2 separate regions of the Homo sapiens genome follow, and region 1 is linked to region 2. The links are chromatin loops, found by intact Hi-C in ENCODE. Cell type or tissue: HepG2. All regions are shown on one strand. Links, peaks and the distances in the headings refer to the core of each region. The heading gives the core; the rest is flanking DNA. Region 1 overlaps LPP (LIM domain containing preferred translocation partner in lipoma). Region 2 overlaps LPP (LIM domain containing preferred translocation partner in lipoma).

What was found. Peaks named below come from ENCODE experiments on the same cell type or tissue, not always from the same donor. Only the 100,000 strongest peaks of a DNase experiment are listed, where the experiment ranks them.
Region 1: a loop joins it to region 2, with 13 times the contacts of the local background. A loop is called at or near these places in 1 of 110 quality-filtered maps.

The regions. Positions count from the first base shown.
Region 1 is chr3:188,718,202-188,723,591 of GRCh38, reverse strand. All of the region lies in intron 8 of LPP (LIM domain containing preferred translocation partner in lipoma), which reads right to left. Among named protein-coding and RNA genes, the nearest start is that of MIR28, 32 kb to the right of the region's middle. In HepG2, for the core only: no CTCF peak of the experiment used is centred there; a DNase peak (open chromatin) is centred at 2,741.
Region 2 is chr3:188,836,024-188,841,413 of GRCh38, reverse strand. All of the region lies in intron 9 of LPP (LIM domain containing preferred translocation partner in lipoma), which reads right to left. Among named protein-coding and RNA genes, the nearest start is that of TPRG1-AS1, 110 kb to the left of the region's middle. In HepG2, for the core only: no CTCF peak of the experiment used is centred there; DNase peaks (open chromatin) are centred at 933 and 1,933.

The sequences.
Region 1 (5,390 bases), core at 225-5,224, 120 kb after region 2:
GCAGCAATTCAGTCCTGTCCAGGTTTCTGTATGTCTGCCGTCTCCCTGCTCTTGACCATCTGACAAAATGACACTGGGACCAGACGTTCAATAGAGGGTCCAGTCTCTGATTGGCCTCTGTTCAATAGAGATCACAGGTACATTTCTGAATGGTTTGAGAAGCAATTACTGAGGGGCCCCAAACTCTCTTGATTAGAATGCTTTAACCAAGGCAGAACGAGACAATTTTAGCAGACTATAGACAAAGCAAAAATAACTAGGTTTCCGACTACCTGCAACTCTCAGCCTTGCAGAAATGTATTCTTTATTCTGTTGAAAAACACTCTATATTGATTATGCTGACACTGACAGTAAAGCTGTGTGGTGGTTGGTTTCCTTTACATTTTCTTCCTCACATCTCAGATGAGAAAGTGGGTTATGATTCATCCTGTTCAATTTGAGTCAAAATTCATTTTGTCTCTTTTCAATTAGTTCTTCTACATTCCACATTAAAAAGCAAGAGTAGTTTGCTCAGCAAACGAGAACATTGTGGTATATCTTGGTGTGTTGCTTTCTCACACACAATGACTAAAAAACACTTTTTGTATTCTCCAGCGATATTCCAATTACAACAGAACATCATAAGAAAATACAAAGTGTTAATTCAAATAGAGATAAACACTGACGTTAACAATTTAGAGGAATGATTATTACACACTAATCATAAATGACACAAATCAAACCAGATGCTGCACTAGGTGGAGATACTAACACCTCTTAAATTTTTGGTCTTCTGCTACGGTTTAGAAAACTTTTTCATACCGACTTATTTAATTTGATTCCCACAATATGCACATAAAATAGATAGGGATAATTATCTTTTTAATAAGTGAAATACCTGAAATTCAGGAAGACTCTGAGGTTCTATAGAAGAGCTAATCTAAACAAGAAAACTGAAATAATTTGGTTTTAACTTCTGACTTGTCCATGGATATGTTAGTTCTTCTGGCAAAATAACACTCATTTTAAAGCTGCTAAAAGAAGAGTTCTCAAGACTGTATAACAAAATACTCTAAGGAGAGCACAAATGTCACATGTCACTAACGTCACACAGAAAAGATGACTTACACTTGGATTTCCTGACTCCAAATCTAGTGCTCACTTTACTAAGCTATCTGACAAAAGATGAATTATTCATTTTTATTACTGCTGTATCATCTACATTAGACTATTGCTCCGTTGATGGTTACCCACACTAATATCACTCACATATGCCAGTTACCATTAGTAAACACCATTACTGAGCCGGTATGCCAATTACCATGACTGAACACCATTACTGAAAATGCTGAAACACAGTGACGCTGCTAGTGTACCCAACACTTAGTGCATGGTATTCTTCATCATATTCAACATCCTATTCCACTTTTATTACCTGGCATTGAAAGCTACTTTCAAGGCAGTGACCCTCTCATAAACCTCAGGAAATGGGTAACAGTAACAAGCAGAGCATAAAGTGATCTAGGAAATATAATTCTTGGGTTTGTTTACAATTCTCCAGAACTCTGAGGCAAGCAGCACTGAAATTTTATATGGGGCAGCTGCTTTTCTTACTCACCTACATTTTAACAGTGTAGAGAGGACAATATATGAAAAGTGTTTGAGGCAAAGGAATTAAGGTCAAAAGGATCACAATAGTTCATGTGTTCTAATCTCGTGATATGAGAGATGAGACCTATGGAAGAGAAACCGGCCTAAGATGTCACAGTGAGTCAGTGGGACAGTATCAGGCCGGCAATGCCTCTCAGTGCTGGATGCCTGGAACAATATCTAACAACACAACACGATCCTTCACAAGAACATGATGACTCCGCATGCAAAAGAAAAAAGAAAAAATTATGCTTTATACACTTAATGGGTAAGCTTGAGGACACCATTTCTTTCACCATGGTATCCTATCAATTTTTCTTCTTGTTGAATGATATCCACATTTCTCAATATTTCAAACATTAGCTGGTGCATGAAATGAACTTTGTTTTTTGTTTTGTTTTGTTTTGTTGAGACAGACTGTTACTCTGTCACTCAGGCTGGAGTGCGGTGGTGCAATCACGGCTCACTGCACCGTTGACCTCCAGTGCTTAAGTGATCCTCCTATCTCAGCCTCATGAGTAGCTGGAACCACAGATGTGCATCACTATACCTAGTAATATTTTTTTCATTTTTTGTAGAGATGGGGGTCTCACTCTGTTGCCTGGGTTGGTCTCAAACTTTTGGACTCAAGCAATTCTCCAGCCTCGGCCTCCCAAAGTGTTGGGATTACAGATGTGATCTGTAATTCCAGCCGTATTTTTAAAATTTAAATATAGTATTCAGTTTAATATCTTTTACAGGAAAGAAGCAACTTAGTACTTCAACCCACAGAATCAAATTATAGATGTTATTGACATGAAGGAAGACAAAGTCGGATAAAAAGTTAATTGATTTAAATAAAAATATTAGGCAAATAATACTATGGATAGTTTACATATATGGTAAAAAAAATTATGAAGATGCTCACTAATGACTGAAGAAAGGGAAGCTTTCAAGCAAGATGATTTCTAAATGCCTCTGTAACTTTGCCATGACCCTAAGGGTGACTAGGAAAGAAAGGGTGAGTCAGTGGAGGTTAAAAACTCATTTCCATTACTCCTGCCTACTGTATCTTCTTAGGCTCTTTCAGCAAGTCACTAGTGTACACTGTTTCTGTTTGCTCTTGTTGAATTTTAACAAATGATGCTCACTGCCAGATAGGAGTAGAGCCAAGTTCAAGGCTCATGCAAGCTCAAAGTTTGATGGTCAAACCTTAGAACCAAGTGAGGACTGAGATCAGAGCTGTACAGTACTATAGGAAATCTGGAAGAATTAAATACAACATGACTAACATCAGAGTCAGACTTAGGAACAGAATTGGGATAAGGTCATTAACTTGGACCTGCTTCTGTGATTTCCCTTTTTTTTTTTTTTTTTAATTGCCTCGGATATTTTTTGCTTTTTCTTTTTAAGTATTTTACAATTTTTGGTGGGAACTCTAACCAGAGACAGTGCATTGCCACTCATCTTCACACACCAGGAAGATGTATGCCTGTACCTCTTCTCATGAACTATTTCAGCATTTTATATGGCACAAGTACAGTGGCAAAATCCTCTGAACCGGGATGGAAAAGAATACATTTTCCACTGCCAGTTGTGAAATCTGTTCTCTATCAAAGCCCTTGGCCCTAGAGGATTTGACAAATGCTTTCTCTCCTTGGCCATTATATCATTTCCATTATCTCCCATAGTATACACTACAATAATTGGTGAGTAGTAGGCACTCAATAAATATTTGTAGAGGAAAGAATCGGTCAATTAAAAATACAACAGGGCCAGGTGCAGTGGCTCACGCCTGTAATCTCAACACTTTGGGAGGCCAAGGCTGGCAGATCACAAGGTTAGGAGTTCAAGATCAGCCTGATCAATATGGTAAAACCCCATAGCTACTAAAAATACAAAAATTAGCTGGGCGTGGTGGCACGTGCCTGTAGTCCCATCTACTTGGGAGGCTGAGGCAGGAGCACAGCTTGAACCTGGGAGGTGGAGGTTGCAGTGAGCCAAGATCACGCCACTGCATTCCAACCTGGGCGACGGAGCAAGACTACGTCTCAGACAAAACAAAACAACAAAAAAACAAGATGCCTACCAAGTACAACTCCAGAGATGTTCAAACAATAGCTTTGCTGACAGTCAATTAATTATGCCTTCTGACAATCCTAATGTCACTTCAAAGTCTGTAAGGAGATGCTTATCTGTGTGTTTTAGAGAAAGTGGTGGGGAAAGTGCAGGTTGGGGGAATGATGGTGGTTTGAAAGGGAAAAGGAGCTGAGTTCACAGTTAATTGTGTTTGTGTGTTAATACCAGAAGATGCATAATTAGCACTTGCAGGTTCAGGTACCAGTACCAAACTGAGACTTTCTTTGCACCACAGACAATGTGTGCCCCATCAGTGCTTTCTCTCCCAGAATTTCAAGTTTGCTTCCACAGTTAATAAGCAAAGAACATTCAATTATGAAGTAGAAATCTCTCTTCTACTTTTCTCTTCTTTCTTCTGATAAAGAGATAGTGATCCTAACGCAGCTGAATGACTGGATGTCTGCTGTTTGTATCAAGACGGTATGAAACACCAATCTTGGGTGGTGGTTCACAGTCTTGAAGAGGCTTACTTTAAACGGACAATCTTTCAGGACAGGTTGCTATGGACAACTCAAGTAAACGTAAGAAAAGAATGTTTCTTTCAATGTGATGCCCTATCCATCCAATCCAATTAGATTAGAACAGAAGAAAATTGTGGTGGTACGAAATGGTCCTGGGAACCAAAGACTATAGATGAAACCTACAGGTGGAGGAAATGTGACCCAGTACTTAAAAAATAAAATCTTAACCAAGTACTCTCTTCATTGACCAGTTGAACCTTTAAATTTCACAGAAGATACATGCAAAAGAGATCAAGTCCAAAGGTGTTAAAACAATTTAAATTTAAGTTCAATAAATGTAGCAGCCATGTCTTACTCTAGTTTATATGTTTTCCTGTGCCCTTAAGTGAATTAAAAAAAGGAATGAGAAAATCTGAGTTATACTCTGTGGCTCTGTCACTAACAAATTTGGGACCCTAAAAATCTCACTCATTTTCATGATCTCTAAAAATGAAGAGGTTTTCCTAGTCTCTTAAGATTCCCTCCAGCTCTAACGTTTTATGATTTTATAAGGTGCTAAATAAATATATCTTAAATGAATGAAGTATTTCCTCCCTATAGTTTACTATATACCATGTCCTGTCACAGAAGTGTGAAAGTCTGCTCACAGTTTTCATTTATTAGTTCATTAATTCATTAACACCTATTAAATATCTCCGATGTGCCAGGCATTATTCCAGGAATGATAGGAACACAATACTGAACTAAACATAAATTGTTGCCCTCACGCAGACTTACATTTAGTGAAGAAAACAGATAGGAAATATTACAAGTAAATTGGATAAAGACACTGAGATAAAAGATACTGGGAATCTCTTTTGTTTCTTTTGAATAAGAAAACTTTGGTTCTTTTGTATTTGAAAAATACATACACAAAATTCCTTAAAAGTTATTTATTTTATTCTTTTTAAGGACAATGTGTTCTTATGTTTGAATAAGGTGGATCTACGGTCTGAGATCACAAAAGTAGCAGGCCCGACCTATGTCTGCACCTTTGTAAACAGCCCTGCCATTCCTCTTCATGCCATCGGAGACTGTCCATTACTCAGAAAGAAAATTTTGACCATAGAATTCAAAACACACCTAGTTGCATGGCTTTGGATAAGTCATTTGGGATACAGTTTTCTAGAAAATGAAGGATTT
Region 2 (5,390 bases), core at 54-5,053:
CTCAAAAAAAAAAAAAAAAACAAATTCAGAAAGGGCAGGTGACCAACTAGACTAGAAGAGGCAGGAGTAGAATTTAGTGTCTTAAGTTGTCAGGATGAGCTTAAGTTGTCAGGACACTGTACCACACTGTCCCATGGCATTGAGAGATGTTTCAAACCCAGCCCACCTTCAGACATCCACCTTCCTAAAGCACTATGTCCAAAAATACAAATTACAGAGATTGTTTTTCTAAGGGGTCTTCCACGTGGCTGATGAAAAGACTTCACAAGGACTCATGAACACACGCTATCAATTGGCTGGTCTTAATGAAGGACCTACAGTTAACTACAGCCCTGGTGGTCTCCTAATTCTCCTGCCATGGCCAGGGACAGTCTGATGGCCCACATAGCACACAGTACCTCCTGCACTGGGACCCGGGAGGAAGAAAAGCGAGTTCTAAACAGAGTAGCATTTTCCCAAGTGTTTTGGATGCCCGCCACATCAGATGGCTCTACTTTTAATGTAAAATGAACCCCAGCTTGCTCTGGAGGCCAAAGGGTGCTAGAAACAAGGCTAGAGGTGGAAAAGAATGTTGCTGGATTTCAGAACAGGCTAGTACTGGCATATGTAATTTCACATGATGGGCAAGCCACTTCACTGGTAGTTTCCTCATGTGTAAGATGAGGATAATAATAATGCTTGTGGCCAGGAGTTCAAAACCAGGCTGGGCAACATAATGAGATCCCATCTATATAAAATTAAAAAGAAATTAGTCAGATGAGGTGGCACATACCTGTGTTGCTAGTTACTTGAGAGGCTGAGGTGGAAGGATCACTTGAGCCCAGGATGTTAAGGCTGCAGTGATCCATGATTGCACCACTGCACTCCAGCCCGGGAAAGAGAGCAAGACTCTGTCTAAATAAATAAATAAAGTCCTTGTGTGGGGTTGACAGAGCTAAACAATATGGTAGAAGCCAAAGTCCAGCCCTCTACAAATGCACAAGATTCACCATTACAAAGGATGATGTAATGCCTTCCCTTATCCTTGGGAGTGTCAATATGGCTTCCTTTTGCATTTTCAGTATCTAGTCTCTAGGTCTAAGAGGAAGATGTAGTTGTATGTAGGTAAAACATAGCTTCCAGTGACCCCAAATTCTCTGTTGAATTCCCAGATACTGGTTTCTAAACGGAACAAAGATACAACAAAGATCTGAACATATTACTCCCTGACCTCATCAATAGCTGGAAAAAGAAAGAAAGAAATCGTGGGTTTCTTGGAAAAGGAAGGAATAGGAAAAAGAAGACTGAAGAAACCAAACCAAACCAAAACAAAACTATCTCCTTCTAGTGATACACCGTTGTGTCTTCTGAGTATTCTAGGAGGTAAGACTGGAATAATACCATTTACCCCAAATTAACTGGATTGATGCATTTTTATATCATATATGTAAAGCAGCAATTTATAATTTATTATTTGTGGATAATAAAACTAAAGTTTAAAAAGTTGAGCAACTTACTCTTTTTTAAATTTAATTTAATTTAATTTTATTTTATTTTTGAGACGGAGTCTCACTCTGTCGCCAGGCTGGAGTGCAGTGGAGTGATCTCGGCTCACTGCAACCTCCGACTCCCTGGTTCAAGGGATTCTCCTCCCTCAGCCTCCTGAGTAGCTGAGATTACAGGCGCCCACCACCATGCCCAGTTAATTTTTGTATTTTTTTTTTAATAGAGATGAGGTTTAACCATGTTGGCCAGGATGGTCTCGATCTCCTGACTTCGTAATCTGTCCGCCTCAGCCTCCCAAAGTGAAGCAACTTACTCTTAATGGGCTATGTAAGATTTAAGTAGTGAGGCTGGTTTTTGTACTCGGGCCTGTCTGACTCAATCCAATGGTCCGTCCCTGCGCCTTATCACCTTGCTGTTTACTCAAATGAACAACCCTGTTAGCAGATGTGTTAGCTCAGTCTTGCAATGATTACATTTACTGCTAGTCCTACAAGTGATGAGCAAAATGTTTGCTGAAGCCTTGGGGGCTCTAACTACAGAATAAACATCAGTTATCCTTGTTGACATCATAATGGAGCTGTGGGCCTTGAAATCTACCTAGAGTAATGATCGGCCCTTGCAGTAAGATTCCAGATATTTAGATAAGATTCTATTAAAACACCAATAAAATGTTTTCCCTGTTTATATGCTACACTGTAGGACAGTTTCAGAGTTAAAAGCAGCTTTGCGTAACTCAAATGCCTTTCCCTACTTGTAGGTGCAGTCAGGGTTCTCTCTTTCCTAGAGATGTTAGGTAAAAGAAGAAATACTATTTGGTGATTTTCATCAGGTGGTAAGAAGTGTGAAAGATAGCACTGCAAATTGTGATTCCTATACCCTGACTTCAACTTCTTCTTATTTTAAAAAATTTTACTTTTGAGATACATGTGCAGAATGTACAGGTTTGTTACATAGGTATACATGTGCCATGGTGGTTTGCTCCACCCATCAACCTGTCATCTAGGTTTTAAGATCCACATGCATTAGATATTTGTCCTAATCCTCTCCTTCTCCTTGCACCCGACCCCCACGACAGGCCCCACCCAGTATGTGATGTTCCCCTCCCTGTGTCCATGTGTTTTCATTGTTCAACTCTCACTTCTGAGTGAGAACATGTGGTGTTTGGTTTTCTGTTCCTGTGTTAGTTTGCTGAGGATGATGGCTTCTAGCTTCATCCATGTCCCTGAAAAGGACATGAACTCATCCCTTTTTATGGCTGCATAGTATTCCATGGCGTGTATGTGCCACATTTTCTTTATCCAGTCCTGACTTCAACTTCTAAAGTCTTATAAGAAATTACGCTTCAACTTTTCAAATGAGGAATGAAAATCAGAGTATGAAATGGAGCTGCACCTATCCTAAAGCTGTATATTTTCAGGGAGTAAAGTTTTTTCTAGAATATTTTGAGATAGAGGAGACAGTGAGGAACCAGGAGCTGGATAAGCCATACCTTTTTATAATAGACTCTGATTATGTCAAATGTTTAGGACCACCAAAGCCTTTGGGGAATCAACATGGGTTTAGGAGTTTCAAAAGGTGCATATGAGTCCCCCCATCATTTAGAAGCTAACTTTTGTGACAAAGTCCCTTATCCTCCTAGAATCTTTTTTTCATCCGTAAAATGTAGATCACAGTACATCTGAAAAACAGTAATAAAGTAATGGAATAATAAAGTAAAAAAGGAACATTTATTGTAATAACAGAAAGTTTGATATTATTACCAATACTACAATGTTAAAATAATGAAGTACTTTGTAAGCCATGAAGTGCTAAACAAATATTAGCCAGAATTTGAAGCTGTTATTAATTGGAAGCTACCCAACCAAACAAGACTAGGGATAGGAACCACTAGAGATAGGCTTTTTAATAAGACAAGTTTGCATATGTTGAGTTTGCATAGAGCAATCTATGGCCCAAAGTTGTTTCACGTTTTCCCACACTAGATAGAGAGATGAGGTTTCTAGGGCTCCTGAATTACCTAAAGTTAGAAAGAACACACTGCCAGGATTCAGACCCAGATCTTATAAAACCAAAGCAAGGGCTGTCTCATTTCATTACCATTCTGCCTCCCTTTCTTGCCTCCTGGGCAATGACACCTTTATATTTCTTAAGGCATCCTTGTTAAGTTTGCTTTTCTCAAAGTAATGATGATATTTAAAATAATCTCAAAGGTGGAAAAGATTCTGGAAAGCAAGGTTCAGGCTTTAAAAAAAGCAAGTAATGGCTTTAATAATTAGTCACTGACCATCAGACTTGAAATAGAGGCAATTTCAAGATTTATATGAAAAGATACAAGCAAGGTTGGCAGAACAGACTGAATTTCTCAGTTGCTGATGAGGGTGACTATTGTTCTCTGTTCTCCCATCCTCTGACCAAACGCAAATCAAATTTAGCTGTGAACACAAAGGACAGAGGTTGGGCCTGATAGTAGGAATACCAAAACTAGAAATTAAGCAGGAAGCACAGATTATTATTATTATTATTATTATTATTATTATTATTATTATGTTTGAGATGGAGTCTCATTCTGTCACCCAGGATGGAGTCCAGTGGCGCAATCTCAGCTCACTGCAACTTCCACCTCCCAGGTTCAAGCAATTCTCCTGCCTCAGCCTCCCGAGTAGCTGGGACCACAGGCGCCAGCCACCACACCTGGCTAATTTTTGTATTTTTAGTAGAGACAGGTTTCACCATATTGGCCAGGCTGGTCTCGAACTCCTGACCTTGTGATCTGCCTGCCTCGGCCTCCCAAGGTGCTGCTGGGAAGCCCAGATTTCTTCTCTGGCTCTTCTTTATCCCTAGAACCAGCCAGTCTAGGAGCAGTCACAAAACAGAGTAATGCTACATATTTATGAAAAACAACATTGTGAATATACACACAATATCTTGATGAAGGCACAATATTTTAATTCATTCACTGCCAATAAATGAGGCAAATATGTCAGCTTGCTCGTCTGTGAGTGAGAAGGATTTAGATGGGCTCTAAAAGCCCACGTAGTTCTGACAGTTTAGAATCTTATGCCACATGAACACAAAGTTAGTCAACCAAGCATGACCATGAAACCCGGGAACCAAGCCTTATAAACCCAGTGTTATTTGTGGGAAGATACTGAAAATATTTCCTCTGTAATTGGAAACATTTTAATTTATATTTATTTGGACTCTACTGCAAAGAACACAAAACACTTATGGAGTATTAAAAAGTGATAAGAAACATGTACCAATTAAACGTCTTATAAAAGCCTAGGGAGCGCATCTAATAGAATTAAGCAGCTCACGGAATCAAACTGAAAAATTCATCCATGCATTCATTCATGCATTGAGCCTCCATCGTGTGCAGAGCACAATGAAAAGTCCTGCAGGGATAGAGTGAAGAATCTGACCACGGATGCCACTCTTGTCAAGTTGTTCACACAGAAACAATAAGAGGGAACTCCATACAGGATTGGAAAGTTGACAAAGCTGAAACGTCATGGAATGCCAAATGTTTATCATATAAGGCTACGGCAAATACAACAGCCCCAAAACCTGCATCAATTATTGTTATAGAAATATGAATACCCAGGAATATGTCATGTTTGCCCACCTCCAAGCCTACAGACTAAAGGGAATAATCTTTTATGTTATGCTTAAAAAGACAACATCAAAGAGTTTAAGGCTCAAGATGTGGAGAAGCCATAGCTCACACAAAGAGAAATAAAAACAGTGGGCTGGCAGTCGATACATTTTTCATTACTGTCTTCTTCTTTAAAGAAAAGTAAAATAAACATTTCCTGCAGTTTTGAAAAGCCAAACATGATCCTACAATTCTGGACAGAAACAACATATAAAATTTATCTGAAATAAAAGGCAAAATTGCCCAAATG